Linked DNA regions of Homo sapiens: region 1 is linked to region 2. A link is a loop called in an ENCODE intact Hi-C map of the cell type or tissue named here. Cell type or tissue: A673. All regions are shown on one strand. Links, peaks and the distances in the headings refer to the core of each region. The heading gives the core; the rest is flanking DNA. Region 1 has its middle 290 kb from the start of LINC02756. Region 2 overlaps FAT3 (FAT atypical cadherin 3).

Region 1 (6,893 bases), core at 2,787-5,286, 1.4 Mb before region 2:
AAAATTTAGTGCATTCAGCAGTTTTTCTGGTACAAGTTCAACCTTCAAATAATGATAGCATTTTTATAATTCAGCAATAGGTAATTAGAAAATGTTATAATAATAAAATTTTCGTATTTACCAGTTGTAAGTCTAATAAAAGATATAAAGGCATTATTCAAGAACAGAAAAATACCTGACAAAATGAAGATACAGATTATGTTTGTGGAAAAAATAATTTAGTGTCACAAAGACAAAATTATTTCTAAACTAACCTATAAAATTAATGCAATTATAATCAACATTTTAATGTTTTCCATTTTTTTGTTATAGACCCCACCATAAACTTATTTAGAAATTGGGGAGATATATATATGTAATTATATATTACATATATTATATATATTATATATGTCATATTTATAATATATAATATATATTACATAAATTTATATGTAATATATATTATATTACATATATTATATATTACATATATTATATATAATATACATATATATTATATATAATATATGTAATATATATCATATATTATATGTACATATATGTACATATAATATATTATATATTATATATTATATATGTAATATATTATGCTATATTTAATATATGTAATATATAACATATATTATGTTATGTATTATATATGTATGTAATATATATGTTATATATGTAATATATATAATATATGTAATATACATATATAATTATATATATTATATATTATGGATATTATATATATTATATAATATTATATATAATATACAATATATATATTATATATATAATTTGGAAGAAGAACAAGATAGTAGGATTTACCTTACTAAATCAGAATAATGACTCAGAAAGAGAGATATATTTATATATAAATGTGATTTAGGATAGTAGCATTAAGAATTAGTAGGAAATCCTAGGTTACTCAGCCAATGGTATTGGTTAGCACTGTGTAAAATATTAGCCATACACTGAAAATAATGTATGTCAGATGGGCTTAAATATTTAATATTTAAATTTTAATACTTTAAATTTTAACAAGTAAATATAAGACAACATTTTTATGACCTCAAGACGGAAAAATATGTCTTAAAGAATTTATGAAAAGCATGTTATATAAAAGAAATAATGATAAATATGAGTGCATTTAACTTTCTGTGTGCAAAAAAACAATTTAAAAGTTTTCAAAATCAAGTCATAAAACATATTTGGAAAGAAAATTACAAAGGAAGAGTAAGCATCAATAATTATTTTAAAATACTGGTAGTACTAATTATGAAAAGGTATATAATTTAGTGAAATATTGGCGAGGACTATAAAAATGCAATTTATATAAAAGGAAACAAGAATAGCCAAGAAATGGATTAAAATATTTTAATTTCACTCTAACCAGAAAATGCAAATTAAGCAAAGTGAGATTTTCGAAAGAAATACATGACAGATTGACAAAATTTAAATATTGGAACATTCAATTAATGGAGATATGAAAAAGTAAGAAATCATATAACACCCTGTTGGGATAATAATAAAATCTCTTTGGAAGCAATTGGTGAGTAAAAGATAAAATAGAAGAATATGTGTTCTTAGAGTAGCCTCTCTACCTGTAGAAGTGTGAAGAAGTTCTAACACATCTTCGTGGAAATATAAACAGAACTGTTCATATAATTGATAATAAAAAATAGAAAAAACTCGAATGCTCATTAGAAAGAAAATGAATAAATGATGTCATATTCATACCTGCAATAAAATGGAGTTATCTGTATCTGTACAGATAATTTCCATCAACATTATTTAAAATGAAAGTCTAATATCAGTTTTATAAATTATATAAACATTCATTCAAAAGAAATTATCAACATGCAATGTAAAATGTCATATTGTATATTTTTATATGTAAATACGTAGAAGTTATATGTTGCCATAAGCATTGCCTCTCCCTCTCTGTGATGAACAAAATGAATATAAGGTACTAAATTTCTCAGAGAAAAACAGGAATAATATCAAGGTGAGTATCTTGCGTGTTTCACTTTGATCTGTAGTATTTCGCTTCTTAAGAAATTAATCTGAAGTAAACCTTATAAATGTTAATATTTTAAAAATTGAATAGGATAAGTGTGATTATTTGGCTTATTACTCTCTATTCTGTGTTTTATATATTTCATAATAAAATATATTAAAAGAGAAAAAATGATAATTTAAATCTCTACCATGAACATGTTTCTTTAAAATATGTTTTCAACATGTATACCATATCCTTTCTTCCTCCTGCAAAAGTTCACCATGATTAGGAAGTGTGAGACTGAAAAGAAAAATTTCCTTTTTTTTCTAGAGGCAATTAAATTTAACACCTGGCCGCCTGTTAATCAAAGCATTGAGATCACTTATTCTCTTGACAGATCTTTCTTCTTCTTCAGGTTTCCCATTTCACACAGCAGAGAATCAGCTTTGCTGAAATTCACAACTAATTTCCAGAGTATAAAAGAACTACTTTGTCCAAAATGCCATATAACCACATTTTCTAATGCACCACAAAAAACAAAAAAACACTACTTTTTCACTACAGCTTCGCTGCAAAAATACATATAAACCCAATATATGAAAAGTGTGATAAGCAAATTACCTTTCTTAAACAAACTAAACACATATTTCAGCTCTAGGATTTAATTTTTAATACTGCACCTATCCCACACAACCCATAAAGTTTTTACAATAAATTTTGGATTCTAAATTCATAAAAGCAGGCTAGAGGTATTAGTGGGATCTCTGGGTTTTTACTCCCTTCTATTCTTTTATCCTTTCTGTCACAAAGTCTAAAAGTAAGGACTTTCTTCAGTATGGGTTATATCAACTTTACCAGTCTCAAGCTAGAAGAAACCTCAGAGAATTTGATGATGAAGACATCATTGTGAAGATGAGCTAAATCCTAGAGAAAGCAAATGGTTTGCTCTAGGACATACTTCCAGAGCAGACAAGAGCCAGGGCTATAATCCAAATAAATCTCCTGGTCCAAGAACTGCTCGTGACATGACAGTTCGTACGGTCGGGGTCTTTCAATACTCACAGCTATCACCATAAACCAAAATAAGTGATCTTATCTCATTTTTAAACTTCTAGATGGTCTGCCTAACTTCAGGCTCTGCTTCAATATTATTTTCGTGTTATTTTATTATGTTTTTATTATAGAATAGGCTCCTCTGTTAAACTCTCACGGTCCTCTGTAATCTTGCCCTAACTTTATTTCCTTCTTTTCCGTATTCTCCTTCATTTTATATTAAATATCCTCTTTAGAAAGGATTAAATCATGTGTGACTTTCAATTATATTGACTGTATTTTCTCTTAAATTCATAAAGTCCTACCCATTATTCTAGACACATATTAATTCCTATCCAATCTATAAAATTTTCTCAGACTACATTCAACCATAATTTTACTATCACTTGATTACCATACTTACATTCTATTTTGCAAAATTAACTATTTAATTGTTTACTGATTATCTCAAATGTATTGTTGGTTTCATCACCAATTATTTTCCAAACTCCCTTAAACCTAGTAATATATCATATGTTTGCTTTGTAATCTCCACAGTCTAACACAATGGTAATTGATGATCCATAACAAGTGCTCAGAAACTACTTGTAATTGACTAAACTTAATTTATAAATTCAAATTACAGATGATGACTAGTACATGAAGTAGACAGTATATTGCTAAATGATTTGGATTGGCTGCCTGCAATGTACCAGATCATGAGGGTCAATTGTTTGCCCCACATAGCTCCCAGAAAGGGCAGCACACATGACCACACATTTTCACTGAACAGGGCTGGAATATACAATCCATGGACACTGTAGATTTTTCCACTTGGGAAGTTTAAATGGAAGACAAAGGTATTAACCCCATAGTGGAATGATTCTTTATTGATAAAAATCCATGCAGTTTTGAGACCAGAGTTTACGTTAAGACAAATCATAACCATATTCAATATATAGTTTTAGGAAAGATGATACAAAGAGTGAGCAGAGAAGCTGGTTTCCAAAAAGGAGAACGCAATAAACAAGGTGATCAAAAAGGGAGGCACGGAGGGAGGGAGGGAGAGAGGGAGGAAGGGAGGGAGGGAGGAAGGAAGGAAGGAAGGAAGGAAGGAAGGAAGGAAGGAAGGAAGGAAGGAAGGAAGGAAGGGAGACCACGGTATGTGTGGGGGGGTGTGTGAACGTGTGCATGCATATGTGTAAGAGAAAGATAGATAACCTGAGAAAGATGAGTTCCTGACAATCTATTTCCAATCTCATAAGACCCAGTTACACATTGTTACTTGTTCTTCATGTTAATGAGATTGCTTGTCAATTTCACGTAATAATTAAAATTTCCCTCCACCCACATTTCAGCAAATTTTATTGGGTTTATTTTCCTTGTAATTCATATTCTAATTTATCTTTATTTCTGTGAATTGAAAACTAAATTTGAAGTCTTATTTTCTTAGCTAAAATCTGATATTTAGCTGGATCTTCAGTCAATGACCCTCAATATTTTATGATTCTACATTTGTTTGCAGCTAATCCTTTACTCCATCCATCTCTTTACTATACCTTACCTCTGTGTAGTTAATAAAGAAGAAAATAAACAGAAATCGAAGAAAAAAATGTTATGCTACTTGATATCCGTTTGCGTTTCTGAGGAAAATATTCTATTTATCTTACAATTATTTAAATTTTACTCATTGAAATAATTTTATTAAAATTAATTGGGTAGAATAATTTCCAATTCAGGTCTTTTATCAAACCATTCTAAACAGCAGGTTTAATTGTCGTCAACTGGTGCATTTAGAAGCAGCATTCACTACATAAGACGTTAGTCATTTCTGGTGTTTTGTTTATTAATACTATGTCAGTAATACACTAACATCAGTTTCTAAAATAATATTAACACACATTGGCTCAAATTAATATGCTTATCTGTGTCGTTTTGAAATTAAAGTCTTCACATGTTAATAGAGGAGACATAAACTGGACCAAAGAATGGAAGACAGTACAAGAGACACTTATTGATAACATATTAAATATGAGTGTGTATAAGCATGTATTATTTATAAATGTAGATATATTTGCATGCATATATGGGTGTATTTAATCATGTTTAATGTGTGAGTATAGATGTGCACATATATGCACATACACAAAATCTTACTGGCTTTTGTAACTTCTTATACTCCTATTATTTCAAAAAGGCCAGCATCTTCCAAAAAAAAGTAGGTGAAAACACTTTATAAAGAATAAAAAACTATGTATACATATATGAGAACTATGTATAAATATATATAGCTATGATGATAAAGAAGAAGGGGATAATTATGAGGAGGACGAAGAAAAATACAAAGAATATCTGCTTTGGGTCATGGGAGAAGATAGCTCCCTTTACATATGATCAATTTATCAAAAAGTAAAGATTGCTTTTCCATGAACTAAAATCTTGAGCAGAGCTACTGTCAAGAGAAAATGACTTGATACTCTCTTGACATATCAGCGTGAACTGTAAAACAGATAGATAGATGGTATCTGAGACCTGGGAGAAGAGGGACTGACTGTCTCACTAATAACTCCATTGCCTCTTCAAGCAAAAAGTTTAATAAAATATCTTTTGAGACTACATGTATTCTAACTTTTGAGTGTAGTCTGGTCCTTTTGAAATATTACATTTAACAGATTTTCTTAATTTTAACCCAGTAACCTCTTACTGTTGCAGAATCCCATCCAGGATTACATATTACATTTAGTTATTATGTCTCCTCGGGCTACTCTTGGTTCTAACGGTTTCTCGGACTTCCCTTGGTTTTGATGTCCTTGACAATTTCGAGGAGTACTGGTTGGTATTTTGTAGGATGCCCATGAAGTGGAGCTTATGTGATTGGTTTTCTCATTATTAGATTGGGGCTTTGGGTTTTTAGAGTTAGACCACAGGGGTAATGTGCCACTTTCATCAAATTATATAAACTGTATCAACTATCAACATGATTTATCACTCTTGGTTTTGGCCCTGATTATCTGGCTCAGGTAGTGTTTGTCAGGTAACTCCTATGTAAAGCTACTCCTTTTGTTTATTTGTTGCTTTTCCTACTTTTCATGCTAGATTCTGTAGAAAGAATCACTATGGCCAAGCTACACTTATAATGTGGGAAATTTTGATTTATCTGCTTATGGTCAGAATATGGACATACATTATTTGGACTCATGCACAGATTCATCTCTTCTTCTTTATTTAGTTATTTATTCAACCATGTATTAATACAAATATGAAGTCATGCATATTTATTTTATATTCTGGATTACAATCCAATATTAATTTGTTTTGTTGTTCAAGTTATTTCCACTTTGGTCTTTAACTCACTTATGCCTAGTGTTCCATTATTGGAACGCTAAGCATGTGGGAGTTATTTGTATCCTACTGCTCAAGGTCATCACCAAAGTCTGATTTTTCACTCACGCAAAAATTCAAAAAATTACAACCTCCAGCATAAATGGGTTAAAAGCTCTTTCAGTTGGCCCCTGTGTCCCGCTGACACACCCCATAATTGTTAACATTTTCTTCCCAGAACTTTCTTATTTCCAACCATATCTTTTAATGGCTTGATAGCTCATTCATTTTTATCACTGAATAATACATTTTTTTAATTATACTTTAAGTTTTAGGGTACATGTGCACAATGTGCAGGTTTGTTACATATGTATACATGTGCCATGCTGGTGTGCTGCACCCATTAACTTGTCATTTAACATTAGGTATAACTCCTAAGCTATCCCTCCCCCCACCCCCCACCCCACAACAGGCCCTGGTGTGTGATGTTCCCCTTCCTGTGTCCAAGTGTTCTCATTGTTCAATTCCCACCTATGAGTGAGAACATGCA
Region 2 (6,893 bases), core at 3,412-5,911:
AAATTGATTTAATTATTTTTCATTAGAATGCTTTAGTCATTCTTCCTGAAAATCTACATGAGTATTAGCCTTTAACATAAGCACAGAATGTTGAAGACATGTAGCCCTTCACCCACCCACCTGCAGCCCCCAGCTTCCCAGAGGGACCAAAAATTACTGTAGCCATTAGAGGAAAATGTCAGAACCAAAGACTTTCCTCTGGGGAAAACCTATAACCGATATATAGATTCACAGCTCTTTGTCTGCAATTCTACAATCCCAAAAGCTCTGAGAACTTAAAGGGTTTGGAGTATGTTAGTGGCAAACTAATTTGGTGGCAAAACCTGTTCAAAACTGTTTTGAGGCTCTTTCTACTCTTTATTTCTCTCATTTAGTGTGAATATCCATATGTTTCACTGCAGAAACACTGGTATTTTTGATTATGGGATACTACGGCCAGCACCAATTTCTGTGAGGGGGAGGAGTATTTTACATAATGTGAAAGATATGTGCTGCATGTCCTTGCTAAAACTGCACAATTTTAAATTCTGAGATGCATCTGCTCCCGCGGATTTGGAGTCCAGTACCTTTTCAATAGCATCTGTTATTCTTTCTCTTTCTCCTCCTCTCCTCTCCCACCTCAGTCTCTTCCTTTCCCCCAACCCAGGTAGGAAAGGAAGACCTGGGAGAGATTGGGTTGGGAGGAACACCTTAAGGCAAGGTGATGACTTGGGGACCACAGTGGCCACAGAAATGCCTAAATTAACTCCCCCTCCCCCCCCCCACCAACCATCTTTGTCCTGCTTCATCTGTACCCTTTAGGTGCATCGTTTTCTTTTAAAGATGTCTGTGTTTTCTCGAGTTCCCGTATACCAACGTGTGTGCACTGGTCCTGACGGTGGGGAGGGGCTTCTGTGTCGCCGCAGGTGTGAGGAGGACATCAATGAGTGCGAACGAGAGGAGTGTGAGAACGGAGGCTCCTGCGTGAACGTGTTCGGCTCCTTCCTCTGCAACTGCACGCCGGGCTACGTGGGCCAGTACTGCGGGCTGCGCCCCGTGGTGGTACCCAATATCCAGGCTGGCCACTCCTACGTGGGGAAGGAGGAGCTCATCGGCATCGCCGTGGTCCTCTTCGTCATCTTCATCCTGGTGGTTCTCTTCATAGTCTTCCGCAAGAAGGTCTTCCGCAAGAACTACTCCCGCAACAACATCACGCTAGTGCAGGACCCGGCCACCGCCGCCCTGCTTAACAAGAGCAATGGCATCCCGTTCCGGAACCTGCGCGGCAGTGGGGACGGCCGCAACGTCTACCAGGAGGTGGGGCCCCCGCAGGTCCCCGTGCGCCCCATGGCCTACACACCCTGCTTCCAGAGTGACTCCAGGAGCAACCTGGATAAGATCGTGGACGGGCTGGGAGGCGAGCACCAGGAAATGACCACGTTTCACCCTGAGTCGCCCCGCATCCTGACAGCCCGGCGGGGCGTGGTCGTGTGCAGTGTGGCCCCCAACCTCCCCGCCGTGTCACCCTGCCGCTCCGACTGCGACTCCATCCGGAAGAATGGCTGGGACGCGGGAACTGAGAGTGAGTAGGAAGTGGTAATGCTCACCCCTCGGTGCTTACAGGGAACCTGCAGGGGCGCTGTGCGAGGACGCTACGGGAAGGGAGAGAGACCCCGCATGCAGAGCATTCGCTATGACATGTGCTGATGTCGAATGTGCACACCAGCTCTGGAAAATTGTCCTGGTTCTGGTTCCCATTTACAGATGGGAGAAATGAAGCTCAGAGAGGGTAACATCATGAGCCCAAGGTGAGGCAGCTAGTAAGAGGCAGTCAGTACCCCAACTCAAGTCTTCCAGGCTCCAAAACCCATCCTCTTCTCACAATAGCGGGCCACTGGTCAAAGTGCAAAAGAAAAGAAGAAAGTATACTAGTTATTGTGTATAAATTATAATAGTGTGTGTGTGTCTGGGCCTATGTACAAAGTGCAAAAAGCCACTTGAGTGATGTCCAGAAGTGTGCTCTGGAAGGCTGGAAGAAGAGAGTATTTCCAGTCTTAGAATGAAGACTTGAGAGAAGCAGAGGGACACTTCAATTGGACCATGATGAGTTAAAGAGTCTGGGGAAAGGAGGATATTCCACCGTAGGGGGACCCATGTGATCAGAAGAAAAGCAAGTCATTTCTTCTTGGCTGGAATGTAGAGACCATGAAACAAGAGGGGGATCCACAAGGCAGAAAGGTGGTCTGGGCCAGATGGAGGTGTTTGCCTCTTCACTTGGCCTCACACAGCAACATTCTAGGCACAGGGAAGAGCCACAGGTGCAAAAGTCCTGGGGTGGGAAGGAGCTTGGTGTGTAGAAGAACACAGAGGAGGTCGGTGCAGTTGGAGCTTGCTGAGCACCAGAGAACGGATACATTTTAACAGCAGCACTATTGCAGGTTTTTAAGTAAGTGACTGGCATGATAATTTACATTTTTTAAAGCTGGCTCTGGCTGATCCTAGGAGAAGAAATTGAACAGGCTTTCTTCCCAAAAAGGGAAGAAAGCAGAGGGCCAGTAAGGTACTCTCTGTGAACATCTCTGTGAGAGATTGTTTTCCCTGCTGTAGTGTCCATCACAAGGAGACTAAAGGAAGCTTTGCTGTAACCTATAACTTCATCAGGACAAATGGCTTTGTATCGCAGTAGCAGCTGTGTCCTAGGTAGCCTAGAAGGCTATGGTTATAGCACTGTGGCATATGCTGAGGGAGAAGGAGGAAACAGGAAGTTTTCAGATGGAGCTAGAGACCATGGGCAGCCAGGGAGATAAAGGTTTTCTTCATGGAGGAAGGGGATATTCCTACTGATATCTTTAAGCATGAGTAAGATTTCAGTAGGACACTTTGGAGATGCCCTCCCAGGAACAGGAAGCAGCTCAGTGTAGAGGACAAGTAAAGGGTTACCCGAGAGATGTCTGGCTCTGTTGTTCAGGTGAGAGGTCAAGGTTAGAAGTGAAAGTTTGAACAACATCTGCATGTAGGATGGTGGACTCTGTAGGAGGGTGAACTCACCAAGGGAACAAGAACAGAGAGGATGGTCAAACCAGGCCTCCAAAAGAACCCTGGAGATGACTACATGTGGGCTTTGGGCAGAAGGGGAGAAGCCAGGCAAGGAGACAAACACTTGCCAACAAAGAAAGAGGAGGGAAAAGGAGAGGACCCTTGTGCAGAAGCCAAGAGAATGTCAGTAAGGTCATCAGTGTTGAATGCTGTGAAACCGCCAAGGAGGACACAGGCTAAAATAGATGTATAGTGAGCCTGATGACGAGAGGAGTCAGCATCTCAAGAGCTTCTCAGTAGAGCCATCAAGGCAGAAGCCAGAATGCAAGGGTTGAGAACCAAGAGGTTTGATGAGAAAGTCAGGGCAGCAGGTGAATGTGAAGCACACTGCTGTGTGTTGCATCATCTCCTTAAACCATCATAGTGCCCCCATGTTGGTACCATTACCAGGCCATCATTCCACGGAGGAAAAAACTCCCTTCAATGGGTGAAATACGCACCTGAAGGCACCTAACTAGCAAAAGGAGAAGTTAGGATTAAAACCTGTGCTCTTACCAGCACTGTTCTTGGGAGCTTTGGCAGGAAGGAGGGTGAGCGGTATTAGAGGAAGAGGATTTCTTGGTGATAACAGAGGGCCAAGAATGAATTCTTTCTATTCTAGTGCTGCCCCAACTTGCTATCTGCTGATTGTCTTTCTGTAGACACATGTATTTTAAGCAGTTGCCCTTGAATTTCAGCCATAAATATACTCCCTCTCAAATTATCTGTTGAGTTAGACTCCACTATAATCTTGCCAATCCACTAGCTAATAGGCTCTTTTTTATTTAGCAATAAAAAAGGGGGGAGTTAATAAATGAAGGAGTGGAGAAAGGAGTTTTATGCTCAGCACTTCATTCACCAGAGTGGATTATTTGTCATTTCCTTCCTTGTGTTCAGGGCTAAGCTTGTGCACACCTTGTGGTTTTCTGAAGCTCATCGTCATATTTTCTGCAACATGGCTGTTAGGAGGTGAATGTCTCCCTGGCATATCTCTCCACTTACATCGGTCGTTTAGCCAACTCCTGTGGCCTCAGCCTCTGACAGCAGATGCAGAGCCACCATGCCTGTTCCTGACACCACCCTTTTTGGAAGAAACGTGATTTCTGTGGCCACGGAGAGGAACAAATGTTCCTTTAATCACAAGTCTGTATCTCTTTGTACCATTGCGTTACATGATGATTTGCAGCTCTTCCTGGTGATCACTGCCCTCACTCCTTGCTGATGTGACAGCTTTATTTCCAGAATTCACCTCAGGCCAAAACTCACATTTCCCCCCAAAGTATTGTTGGGTTGTATTGAATACATTTCCTTCTTTGTTAAGCAAGGCAGAGTTAGCTGGTGAGACAATTTCTGGGCTACTAATTCATTTTGCACTTGGCAACCTCAAGATATAGGCTGTTTTTATTGCTTCCTTTAGTCCATCAAATAAGAAAGTAGCCCTGGTGTGTGTGTGTGTGTGTGTGTGCACGCATGTGCATCTGTGTGTTTCTGACTGTCTTTGTACGGTAAAGAAGGAGGACATATGTGGTTAAGGGCATATCCACACCACTGCCAGCCCTCCTACCTGACACAGGGTGCAGAACATGGTCACTCCCAAAAATGATACAATGCTGCCCTCTAGGAGGCAAAGCTGAAAATTCCACTTACTGTCCAGAGATGGAAGTTAGGATAAATGTAAAGGCATTCTTGCCTATAAAATATTTATACCCCATTTTAAAAGTTATCTCATTTAACCTGGTGTTGACACCTCATCAGTTCATGTAAATGATGTAAATTAACTCTGAATGGCAAAGAGCAATGCAGCCACTTCATCCTCATTTCACTCTTCACTCAGTTGCTTCACTTCGAGGAAGAAACAGCCACTTTTGGCTGTCAGCTGTTTGGAAGCTCATTTACTATGGGCTAAGGGTTTCGAATCCATAATGTAAATCACTTGATTGACAGAACTTTGCCCCCAGTGGCACAGTCAATTTTCTACTGTGGAGCTAAATTATTTTCTCTAAGCAAATGAAAGTGCCTCGAGAAGTGAACTAGCTGAGAGGGGTGGGTGGGACTGGAAATAGGCACAAGGTAACCAGTGTAATTTCTGCTTTCTCTTTCACTGTCCATGAAGACAAAGGGGTTGATGACCCGGGAGAAGTGACCTGCTTTGCAGGTAGTAATAAAGGCAGCAACTCTGAAGTTCAGTCCCTCAGCTCCTTCCAGTCAGATTCTGGTGACGACAATGGTAAGAAGTCATCAGATTTGTTCGGAGCGGGTGGGTTCTGCTTCCTGTTCTGGAAGACCATGGTTGGGAGGAGGGTGGTGCAACTGGCTTTGTTTCTCAACCTGTTCATGGGCTTTTGAGCGTGTTCACCAGGTCCCTGGTTTACTCCATTGTTGGGTGTCATTGCCAAAGGAGCCCCCATTGAGCTGTAGCTGTGAGCAGGCCCAGAGATCTGTATCAGGGGTTGATGTAGTTACCCTGGGCCTCCAGTAGTGAGTCCTCTTTTATTTGGTTTGTGGTGGAACTACTTCATCCCAAATGATATTCTCTAGCAGACAGAGTAATTTCTTTCTTTTTTTATTTTACCAATGATCTCTTCCCTCTTCACTGTACATCCAACATCCCCGTCATTAGAAATTAGTTCAGAGACAAAAACCTTCTTATAGAACCAGTGGAATCTTCATTCAATTGAATCCCCCTTGTAATCATTTGGGTTATGGGCTGTTGGAGAATTTATTAAAAACTGTGAAGCAGCTCCTTAGAAAAATGCACATACACCCAAAATGTTGCATGCAATTTCTCGTGGTTCACAGACTTTGTTGACACTCCAAAGCTGCTACCTCTACCTCTTGTGAACTTATGCTTATGGAGAGGGTGCTAATGTTGGACTGGGTTTTCTGAGCTGAGGAACCAGCTTCGGAGGATGGGTTGTTCTCCCCAGGGCAGGGGAGGGAAGCAGGAACAGTCATAAAACAGTGAGTGTTTTCAACGTGCTGGGTAAACTAAGAATAATTTCAAACAGTCATCCACAGAGACAAGCAGCCTTACCTTAGGTCATTTTCCCATTTGTCAGCAACTAGCAACAAATGGATACTTATTAATTTATGTAATCATTCAATCTATAAATCCTTGCTGAATTTTTTGCATGTGCTGAGTCCTTTTCCCAGAGTACAAAATGAGAAAGGCATAGCCCTTGTCTTCAAGGCAAATACAGAAACAGGTGAGCTCCAAGACCATAGAAGCAATCATGGAAGTAAAAGAGCCTATTTTCATCACCACTTTCAAATGATGGCACTTCTGAGAAGTGCAGATGCCTTCAGTGTATCTATCTACTGGGACAACAAATCACCTAACAGTGGACTTTTTCTGACCATTATCGGAAGGTCAAAGACACACTCCCAGATCTGTCTGCCTTGATGTATCCTCTTTTCCTCCTCCCTAGCCAGAAGAAAAGCTGTGGCTAGTTTGCACTTTATATAGAAATACCTAAGAATATAGAGTCCAGAGTCCAGGCAGCAGCTCCAACAATGATGCCTGGTTAACTGTTCTCATGGGCTCTGCTGTGTGCACCCTGAGGATCACACTCTTGCCCTTTTAGGGTTAACCTTCCAAGTTGGTCCCAAATGAGGCAGGTGGTGTTAGGAACTTTCATCAAATTGGTTTTAAGCCTGATCACCTCTCCACAAGCCTTTGTACTGAGCATTAAGGCAACCCATATAGACCACAGATATCTCCTTCTCTATTCTAATTATTCGAGAGGCCAAATGCTGACTTCTGTCCACACTTTACTGGTGGGAGCTAGGCCTTGGGTCGTTCTGGGCTGTCAGTGGCATTATGTGACCGTGAAGCCATC

The links. Hi-C counts contacts between places; a loop is a spot of excess contacts. Peaks named below come from ENCODE experiments on the same cell type or tissue, not always from the same donor. Only the 100,000 strongest peaks of a DNase experiment are listed, where the experiment ranks them.
Region 1: it touches region 2 in a loop (3-fold over the local background); 2 of 110 quality-filtered maps call a loop at or near these places.

The regions. Positions count from the first base shown.
Region 1 is chr11:91,498,033-91,504,925 of GRCh38, forward strand. No RefSeq gene overlaps it. Among named protein-coding and RNA genes, the nearest start is that of LINC02756, 290 kb to the right of the region's middle. In A673, for the core only: no CTCF peak of the experiment used is centred there; DNase peaks (open chromatin) are centred at 3,799 and 4,089; H3K27ac peaks cover 2,354 bases.
Region 2 is chr11:92,881,833-92,888,725 of GRCh38, forward strand. It overlaps FAT3 (FAT atypical cadherin 3), which reads left to right. Exons shown (of 28, transcript NM_001367949.2): 24 at 906-1,561; 25 at 5,168-5,281. Among named protein-coding and RNA genes, the nearest start is that of LINC02746, 30 kb to the right of the region's middle. RefSeq lists a silencer at 4,531-4,825 and an enhancer at 6,652-6,893. In A673, for the core only: a CTCF peak has its summit at 4,671; a DNase peak (open chromatin) is centred at 4,659.